2 separate regions of the Homo sapiens genome follow, and region 1 is linked to region 2. The links are chromatin contacts, found by Hi-C or POLR2A ChIA-PET in ENCODE. All regions are on one chromosome and are shown on one strand. The core of a region is the stretch at or near the end of the contact, and the rest is flanking DNA. Distances in the headings are between cores, read along the strand shown. Region 1 overlaps UBE2D2 (ubiquitin conjugating enzyme E2 D2). Region 2 has its middle 36 kb from the start of STING1.

Evidence for each region. Hi-C counts contacts between places; a loop is a spot of excess contacts on that map. ChIA-PET counts read pairs that join two places held with the same protein, here RNA polymerase II (POLR2A). Pooled maps may share reads with other maps.
Region 1: a pooled map shows a loop between it and region 2 (2.5-fold over the local background). The contact joins two enhancer-like sites. A Hi-C loop is called at or near these places in 5 of 50 pooled maps. POLR2A ChIA-PET finds 5 or more read pairs at or near these places in 12 of 52 experiments (A549, A673, B cell and 9 more).

What each region holds. Positions count from the first base shown.
Region 1 is chr5:139,591,722-139,596,507 of GRCh38, forward strand. All of the region lies in intron 1 of UBE2D2 (ubiquitin conjugating enzyme E2 D2), which reads left to right. Among named protein-coding and RNA genes, the nearest start is that of UBE2D2, 33 kb to the left of the region's middle. Within about 2 kb of position 2,155, at least 6 of the 41 ENCODE cell types and tissues checked have a DNase peak (open chromatin) inside an H3K27ac peak, as active enhancers do; they include B cell, where a contact is called at or near this core.
Region 2 is chr5:139,516,564-139,521,610 of GRCh38, forward strand. No RefSeq gene overlaps it. Among named protein-coding and RNA genes, the nearest start is that of STING1, 36 kb to the left of the region's middle. Within about 2 kb of position 1,513, at least 30 of the 41 ENCODE cell types and tissues checked have a DNase peak (open chromatin) inside an H3K27ac peak, as active enhancers do; they include B cell, where a contact is called at or near this core.

The DNA of each region.
Region 1 (4,786 bases), core at 905-3,404, 76 kb after region 2:
TAAAAACTCATAATTTTAAAATATGTAAGCAGTTGTTTTTAAATATTAGCTTAAGTGTTATGCTGGGAACATAAGCAAGTAGTAAAAATTAAATTGTTTCTGTTGCAACCCTAGTTAAGATAGGAGTGAGGCAGGGAGAATGCAGGTACTATAGTAATGACAGACTGCTCCCCTTCAATCTGTCTTGAAAACCTGGGGCCGGGCGCGGTGGCTCATGCCTGTAATTCCAGCACTTTGGGAGGCCGAGGCGGGCGGATCCCTTGAGGTCAGGAGTTCTCAAGACCGGCCTGGACAACGTGGTGAAACGCCATCTCTACTAAAAGTACAAAAATTAGCCGGGCCTGGTGGCGGGCGCCTGTAATCCCAGCTACTCGGGAGGCTGAGGCAGGAGAATTGCTTGAACTTGGGAAAGACAGGTTGCAGTGAACCAAGATTGCTCCACTGCAGTCTAGCCTGGGCGACAAAGCAAGACTCTGTCTTACAAAAAAAGAAAAAGGAAAAAAATGAAAACCTGGAACACACCTTGGCCTTCTAAGTCTCATCTCTTTTTCCAGTTTGTGCCATTTTGCCCTTTGCCCTCCCGTGCTTTCCCCTCAAATCTTCTTGGTAGTGAGTTTTCTAGTATCACCTTTTATCTCTGATGCTTTTTAACTCATCAGACATAAAAGTAATGAGCTCTGGTGTGCATTATAATTCCTTGAGGCCTTGTTAGAACAGTTTGGCTCCACCTCAGAGTTTCTGACCTGGTAGTTGTGGGGTAGAGCCTGTGAATTTGCATTTCTAATAAGCTTCCTTGTGATGGTGATCCTGCTGTGTCAGTATCTCAGTTTTGAGAACTACTGGTTTAACTGTTGTTTCTTTGCAGTTCAGTAATCTTTTTTTTTTTTTTTTTTTTTTGAGAGATGGAGTCTTGCTCTGTTGCCCAGATTGGAGTGCAGTGGCACGACCTCGGCTCACTGCAACCTCTGCCTCCTGGGTTTAAGCGATTCTCCTGCCTCAGCCTCCCGAGTAGCTGGGACTACAGGCACGTGCCACGATGCCCGGCTAATTTTTTGTATTTTTAGTAGAGATGGCGTTTCACTGTGTTAGCCAGGATGGGTCTCGATCTCCTGACCTCGTGATCTACCCACCTTGGCCTCCCAAAGTGCTGGGATTACAGGCATGAGCCACCACGCTTGGCTGCATTTCAGTAATCTTAAAAGAGTTTCAGTAATCTTAAAAGAGGTTCAGCTTAATTTCCCAAATTAACATGATTCTCAGACATTTCTTTTTTCCTTTTTTTTTTTTTTTTTGAGGCAGAGTCTCGCTCTGTTACCCAGGCTGGAGTGCAGTGGTGTGATCTCGGCTCACTGCAACCTCCGCCTCCCGGGTTCAAGTATTTCTCCTCCCTCAGCCTCCTGAGTAGCTGGGACTACAGGCAAGCGCCACCACGCCCAGCTAACTTTTATATTTTTAGTAGAGACAGGGTTTCACCACGTTGGGCAGGCTGGTCTCTATCTCTTGACCTTGTGATCCGTCCACCTCGGCCTCCCAAAGTGCTGGGATTATAGGCATGAGCCACTGCACCTGGCCGATTCTCAGACATTTCTAACTTGTACATTTCTAATATTTTAGATCCAGATTTAAAGAACCATGGTACAGCAGAACACTCAAGTCCTTACCCTTGGGTTAGATACTTTGTATTTTGTTTTCTTATAAAATTGGGAATAGGTCTAAATGATCTCTTATGACCCTGAAATTTTATATATACATACATATTTTAATATATGTTTTAATATGTAAAATATGTAACAATGTATACATTGTTATATATACATTGTTATATATAACACACAAATAGGTATTGATGTATGTAATAAACACATATGTAACATGTAACATTAAAAGATATATTAAAATATGTACTTTTTTTTAGAGATGGGGTCTCACTTTGTTACCTAGGCTGGGGTATAGTGGCACGATCCACTGCAGCCTTGAACTCCTGGGCTCAAGCAATCCTCCTACCTCAGCCTCCCAGGTAGCTAGGACTACAGGCTCTCTCCACCATGCTGGGCTAATTAAAAAAAATTTTTTTTGTGGAGATAGAGTCTTACTGTGTTGACCAGGCTGGTCTGGAGCTCCTGGCCTCAAGCCATCCTCCCACCTTAGCCTCCCAAAGTGTGGAGATTACAGACATGAGCCACCGTGCCTAGCCCTGAAATTACAATGCTATGAATCATAATCTTTGTTTAAATATTTTCATAGTGTGATTTTAACCACCAAAGAGCCTCGATTTGTATAGCAATATTCAGACTACTAAAACTTGACTTTAGAGCCATTTTTCTACAAAGTTAATTATAACCTCTCTCAGTTTCCCATCTTGTTCCTTTCACCTTACACCATAGGGTGAGGACCAACAGGGTAAACAAATCTTTCCCATGCTATTTTTATTTTGTTTCATAATTGTTATGATTGGGGAAGGAGGGTGGTTTAAAAATAGCTTGTAAAGAAGCGTTAATTTTTACCAACTAATAGCTTAAGTTGCCTACTCAAGGATATAGTGAAAGGGAAATCTGCACATCCCTTGAAGGATGCCTTCCCCTCAAGGAATTTAGAGGGTTTCTTTTTGCTATAGTGTTGTGATATATATATATGTCTTAGGCTTTCAAAGTTTCAGTGTTCTACTTTAATTATCTGTTTTTTTTCTTTTTTTCCTTAAAAAATTTTGTTTTTTTGAGACACAGTCTCTATTGCCCAGGCTGGAGTGCAGTGGCATGATCTCTGCTCACTGTGGCCTCTGCCTCACGGGTTCTAGCGATTCTCCTGCCTCAGCCTCCTGGGTAGCTGGAATTAGAGGCACACACCACCACACCCGACTAATTTTTGTATTTTTAGTACAGTCCAGGTTTCACCATGTTGGCCAGGCTGGTCTTGAACTGCTGACCTCAGGTGATCCACCCACCTCGACCTCCCAAAGTGCTGGGATTACAGGTGTGAGCCACCGCACCCGGTCAATAATCTTTTTATAAATTGAGAATGTTCTACTTTAACTGTCAAAGTTCCTTACCCCATCACTTTTTTCTAAACATAATTATATATACATTCCTGCCTCAGTATCCATGAAAGGTTGGTCCCAGGTCCTTCCATGGATACCAAAATCTACAGATGCTCAAGTCCCTGATATAAAATGGCATAGTATTTGCGTATAACCTGTACACATCTTCCTGTATACTTTAAGTCATCTCTAGATTACTTATAAAACCTAATACAGTGTAAGTGCTCTGTAAATAGTTGTTATGCTGTGGTGTTTAGGGAATAATGACCAAAGAAGTCTGCACATGTTCAGTACAGACATCATTTTTTCCCCAGTGTATTTGACCCACAATTGGTGGAACTCATAGACACAGAGGGCTGGCTGTACTTTATTTCCCTATTGTTCTTTCTCATAAAATAGAAAGTTGAAATTAATGTATACGTTTAAAGCCAACTGTTAAAACACAGCCTTATATATTTGGGTATTATTTTTTTCTGCCCACATGTTCCGACTAGATCGATGCCTTTATTAAATTTTAAGATTCAACTTCAGTTTTCATCATGATGTAGAGATATCAGTTTTATAGATTGTATGTTTATTTGCCATAATTGGGTTTTCACTATTTAGATTACACCCCAAATGACAGTTTTTTTTTTTCCTTGAGTCGGAGTCTCGCTCTTGTTACCCAAGCTGGAGTGCAGTAGCACGATGTTGTCTCACTACAACCTCTGCCTCCTGGGTTCAAGCGATTCTCCTGCCTCAGGCTCCTGAGTAGCTGGGATTATAGGAGCCCCCACCACGCCTGGCTAATTTTTGTACTTTTAGTAAAGATGGGGTTTCGCCATGTTGGCCAGGCTGGTCTCGAACTCCTGACCTCAGGTGAGCCACTGTGCCCAGCCATGATGACAATTTTTAACAGCTATTTTAATCCACACTTACAGTCAGGATAATTCTTGCACAGACCCAGTTGGTTAAAAAAAGAAAAAGAAAATTTTAAAGGGTAATTTATTTTTCAAATGGGCAATATACACACTTTTATAAAATTCAAAATGTGTAAAAGCAATATATATAGTTCTCATTCTCACCCCTAAGCTTTCCTTCCTAAAGGCAATTATTTATTAACTAGTTTCTTGTGGGTTTTTTTTTTGTTTTTTGTTGTTTTTTTTTTTTTTTTTTTGAGACAGAGTCTCACTCTATCACCCAGGCTGGAGTGCAGCGGTGAGATCTGGGCTCACTGCAACCTCCGCCTCCCTCGTTCAGGCAATTCTCCTGCCTCAGCCTCCCGAGTAGCTGGGACTACAGGCGCGCGCCACCATGCCCGGCTAATTTTTGTATTTTTAGTAGAGATGGGGTTTCAGCATGTTGGCCAGGCTGGTCTCGAACTCCTGACCTCATGATCCGCCCACCTCAGCCTCCCAAAGTGCTGGGATTACAGGTATGAGCCCCTGTGCCTGGCGTTTCTTGTGTATTCTTGGGAGATATTTTATGCACATGTAAAGATGGATAGTTACGTGCTTTTTCTTTTTTAAAAAAGATCTGTTTCTGAATCTGAATGTCCTGTGTGTGTGTATGTGTGTGTGACAGAGTCTCGCTCTGTCACCCAGGCTGGAGTGCAGTGTCACAATCTCAGCTCACTGCAACCTCCGCCTCCTGGGTTCAAGCGATTCTCCTGCCTCAGCCTCCCCGGTAAATGGGATTACAGGTGTGCGCCACCACACCCAGCTAATTTTTGTATTTTTTTTAGAGATGGGGTTTCACCATGTTGGTCATGCT
Region 2 (5,047 bases), core at 263-2,762:
ATTGCTCTGTGAACAAGACAGACACAACCCTTGCCATAAGGAGTTTACATTCTGACTGGGGGACAAAGAAGCAGACAGGCAAAACTCCACTTAAGCACTGTTTTAGGAGTAAGCCTGGGGCTTCAGGAGAGCAGGAGAGGGATGACCTGTAATCTCAATGTGAAGGAAGCAGAGGAGGTGTAGTGTCTGAGTAGGGGGAAACTACACCTCCTGTGCTGTGTACAGGCTAGGAGGGAAGATAACCCTGTTTTTGGCTTTTTGGGGTTTTTTGTTTTTTTTTGTTTTGTTTTGTTTTTGAGACAGAGTCTCACTCACTCGTCGCCCAGGCTGGAGTGCAGTGGCGCAATCTCGGCTCACTGCAACCTCCACCTCCCGGATTCAAGTGATTCTCCTGCCTCAGCCTCCAAAGTAGCTGGGATTACAGGCGTCTGCCACCATGCCGAACTAATTTTTTGTATTTTTAGTAGAGACGGGGTTTCACCATGTTGGCCAGGCTGGTCTCGAACGCCTGACCTCAAGAGATCCGCCCACCTCCGCCTCCCAAAGTGCTGGGATTACAGTAACCCTGTAATTTTTCCGGAGCTGCAAGAAGCGGGTCTCAACTAAGGAAACCTGGTGAAAATGCGTGCCACTCCCAGGGATTCTGATTTGATGGGTCTGGCACAGGGACCCAGAATCTGTGTATTAAACAAGCTCCACCAGTGATGTTGATGCAGATGACTGTGGATCCACCCAGAGGGAGGCTTTGTGAAAGATGGGCTGGAGGGTGCAGGGTCCAGGCCTCAAAGGCTGGTGGGTCAGACCGAGAAGTTTGATCTTTATATGAAAGGAAGGCTGCTGAAGATCATCAATCCTAGGAACAACATTATCTTTACAAATACCCTTCCTCAGAATCGCTTGAACCCGGGAGGCAGATGTTGCAGTGAGCCGAGACAGTGCTACTGCACTCCAGCCTGGGCGACAGAGCGAGACTCCGTCTCAAAAAAATAAATAAATAAATAAATAAAATAAATAAATAAATTTCCTTCCTCCAGCTGCAGGGCAAAAAATGGGTTGAAGAGCCGGACTGGTGGTAACTGGTGTGGCCATCCAGCCTGGAGTCGATGTTGGCATGAATGAAGACACAGGCAGTTGGGACAGAGAGAAGCGAGTGGGATGTGGAGGTGACCCGATGAAATACTGGCCCGGAGATATGAGGCATGAGGCGGGGAGCACGAGGGTGTCGAAGGGCCAAAATGTGGTAAGAGAAGCCGGAGGAGTGTGAGGACAGGTGGAAGGGATCCAATGTGGGATCTAAGGGGTCTGAGACCACCGTGGCCGCGGGAGGCAGGAGAAGGTACCGCAGAGCTCCCGGTGATGTGTCAGGAGGCCCTACACTCGCGCGTGCACTGGCTCGCAGTTTGGACAGAGACCCTACAGGCCAGGCCGCAGCTGCGCCCAGACCACCCCCAGCGGGTGAAGACTGCCGCGGCGGCGCAGTTCCCGGCATGCCTCCGGCCGGTGACTTCATCCGGCCCGGGGCCAAGGCCCGGCCTCCGCTAGAGGGCGCTGCTCTCAGCAGCCGCGCCGCCCGGATGGACTCGCGCCAGAGTAGGACAAGAGAGGCAGGCGGCGGCTGCTCCGTGCGGCTCCCACGCCTCTCGGGCGGCAGGTCCTGCCTCGGACCTGGGACCACTGGCTGGCGCCTGTGGCTCACATCTCCACGCCTTTGCCCGCTCCTCCCAGGAGCCCGAGTCAGAAACCTGTGCTTCACCCTCGAGAGCGCTGCCATCCTCCCCCTCAACCAGACGGGCATGGCGTCTGGTTGTCCGTCCTGTCTTCTCATCGTCTCAGAGCCCTTCCCTGACCCCTACCCTCTCTCAGACCAACAGGATGATGACAGGAAGAGGATCCAGGACCAACTCCTAGCGGTGACCTTGAGAAAACAATCTCATACCCCAGTTTCCCTTACAATGCAATGGAAATAATACTAACAACCCTGGAAGAGTGTTGGAAGGACTAAACGAAATCATCTTTTTCAGTACTAAGCAGAGGCTCAGTGAGCATCAGCGTTTTTTTGTTTGTTTGTTTGTTTTCTTGAAACTGGTTGGAGCCCAGGCTGGAGTGCAGTGGCATGATCTTGGCCCACTTGAGCCTCAATTGCCTGGGCTCAAGCCATTCTTCCTCCTCAGCCTCTGGAGTAGCTGGGACCACAGTTGCATGCCACCACGACTGGCTACTTTTGTTCATTTTTTTTGTAGAGTTGGGGTCTCTCTAAATGGTCTTGAACTACTGGACTCAAGCGATCCTCCCACCTCGGCTTCCCAAAGCACTGGGATTACAGGCATGAGCCACTGTCCCCGGCCAACATCAGCTATTTTAACACTTCTCTCTGTTGCTGGAATGTACTCACTGGCCCCAAACTCTTCAGTGGCTTCTGACTGCCCTCAGGATCAGTCCACACGTTTAGCTTGGCATGCACAACCCTTTCAGTCTCGTTTCTTGTCATCTCCCACGTCCTTTGTGTGCTTTATCACAGGCTTTGGCCTGAACACTCCTTTGCCACCTTTTCTACCTGCCTAAACACTCCTCACATTTTGAGACCCAACATAAAAGCATTCCTATCACACATACCACCTGCACCACCTCCCCCATAATGATCCCAAAGTTTTAAGATGCCCAGAACATCTTTGCTGCTGCTGCTTCTTTTTTTTTTTTTTTTTTTTGAGATGGAGTCTCGCTCTGTCGTCCAGGCTTGAGTGCAAAGGCGTGATCTCAGCTCACTGCAACCTCCACCTCCTGGGTTCAAGCAATTCTCCTGCCTCAGCCTCCCGAGTAGCTGGGACTACAGGTGTCCACCACTATGCCCAGCTAATTTTTGTATTTTTAGTGGAGATGGGGTTTCATCATGTTGGCCAGGGTGGTCTCGATCTCCTGACGTCGTGATCTGCCCACCTCGGCCTCCCAAAGTGCTGGGATTACAGGTGTGAGCCACTGCACCCGGCTGCTTCTTTTACCAGTAACAAAATGGAAACACTAAGGGACACTATGTCATTATTATAGATATTCTTGAGCACTCTATGCTGACTTTTAAGGACAATAATAGTCCTTCTTCTGGGTAGGGTGTGTTGGTGGTAGATGGCTGGGGAGGTGAGTGAGCTGGGATATTGGATGGGAAGAGGATGAGGAAAGAGAAAAGGAAGGGAGCTCCCAGAAAGGTGTGGTGGCTCATACCTGTAATCCCAGCACTTTGAGCTGAGGTAGGAGGATCACTTGAGCCCAAGAGTTTGAGGCCAGTCTGGGCAACATAACAGTCTGGGCTGTCTCTACAAAAATAGTAGTGGTGTGCGCCTATAATTTCAGCTACTTGGGAGGCTGAGGTGGGAGAATCGCTTGAGCCCAGGAGGTCGAGGCTGCACTGAGATATGATCACACCACTGCACTCCAGCCTGGGTGACAGAGTGAGACTCACTGTTTATTTTTAAGTAAAAATAAAAAGAGTCCGGGTGCAGTGGCTCACGCCGGTAATCCCAGCACTTTGGGAGGCTGAGGTGGGTGAATCACGAGGTCAGGAGAACGAGACCATCCTGGCTGACAAGGTGAAATCCCGTCTCTACTAAAAATGCAAAAAAATTAGCTGGGCGTGGTGGCGGGCACCTGTAGTCCCAGCTACTCAGGAGGCTGAGACAGGAGAATGGCATGAACCCGGGAGGCGGAGCTTGCAGTGAGCTGAGATTGTGCCACCACACTCCAGCCTGGGCGACAGAGCGAGACTCCGTCTCAAAAAAAATAGAAATAAAAATAAAAAATAAAAAAAATAAAAAAGAGAACTTCCCCCACCTCTCTAAGGTGTCCAAGCCCCGAGGAGGCCACCTCCCAGGAACCAGGTCAGGCATCCAGATAGAACTGACTTATAAGTTCTTGACCAGATGTGGTGGCTCACACCTTTAATCCCAGCACTTTGGGAGGCCGAGGAGGGCGGATCACTTGAGGTCAGGAGTTCAGCACCAGCCTGGCCAACATGGCAAAACCCCATCTCTACTAAAAATACAAAAATTAGCCAGGCGTGGTGGCTCACACCTGTAATCCCAGCTACTCAGGAGGATGAGGCACAAGAATTGCTTGAACCTGGGAGGCAGAGGTTGTAGTGATCATCTGAGGTCGGAAGTTCAAGACCAGCCTGACCAACAAGGAGAAACCCCATCTCTACTAAAAATACAAAATTAGCCTTGGGAGGCCAAGGTGGGCAGGTCACAAGGTCAGGAGATCGACACCATCCTGGCTAACACGGTGAAACCCTGTCTCTACTAAAAATACAGAAAATTAGCCAGGCGTGGTGGCAGGCACCTGTAGTCCCAGCTACTCCGGAGGCTGAGGCAGGAGAATGGCGTGAACCCAGGAAGCAGAGCTTGCAGTGAACCAAGATTGCGTCACTGCACTCCAGCCTGGGCGACAGAGCCAGACTCTGTCTCAAAAAAAAAAAAAAAAAATTAGCCGGGCGAGGTGCCTTTAATTCTAGCTACCCTGGAGGCTGAGGCAGGAGAATCGCTTGAACCCGGGAGGCAGAGGTTGCAGTGAGCCGAGATCGCGCCATTGTGTTCTAGCCTGGGCAACAAGAGCAAAACTCCATTCCCCCGCCAGCCCAAAGGAAAAAAAAAAAAAAAAAAGAACTGGTTTATAGGTTCTTGGGGGCAGGCACTGCACACACTCATTTGGGCAGTATTTTCAGCTGTGGGAATGGGTGCCTCTTAATCACCTGCCCACTGGCATCAGGTGCCCTGAAAATCAAAGGCAGGTATACGTGAGGAGGCCAGTCAGATAGGGGCAATGCAGGCTAATGGAGGGTTTGAGCTGGCAGCCTCTGTGAGGACTAAATGTAGATCCCAGCAGAACCCTATCAGTAACCTAATATGCACATGCCTATGCCCAAAGACCTTCAGTCTCCCAGTCAGGTCATCCAAAGCCTCCGCTCAACTAGGCCAACCTCAGAGAGGGGAGGGACACAGGATAGAAAACCCCTTCCCAACCATCTCAATCCTAGTGTTTAGCAACATGTGTGCCAGACCTT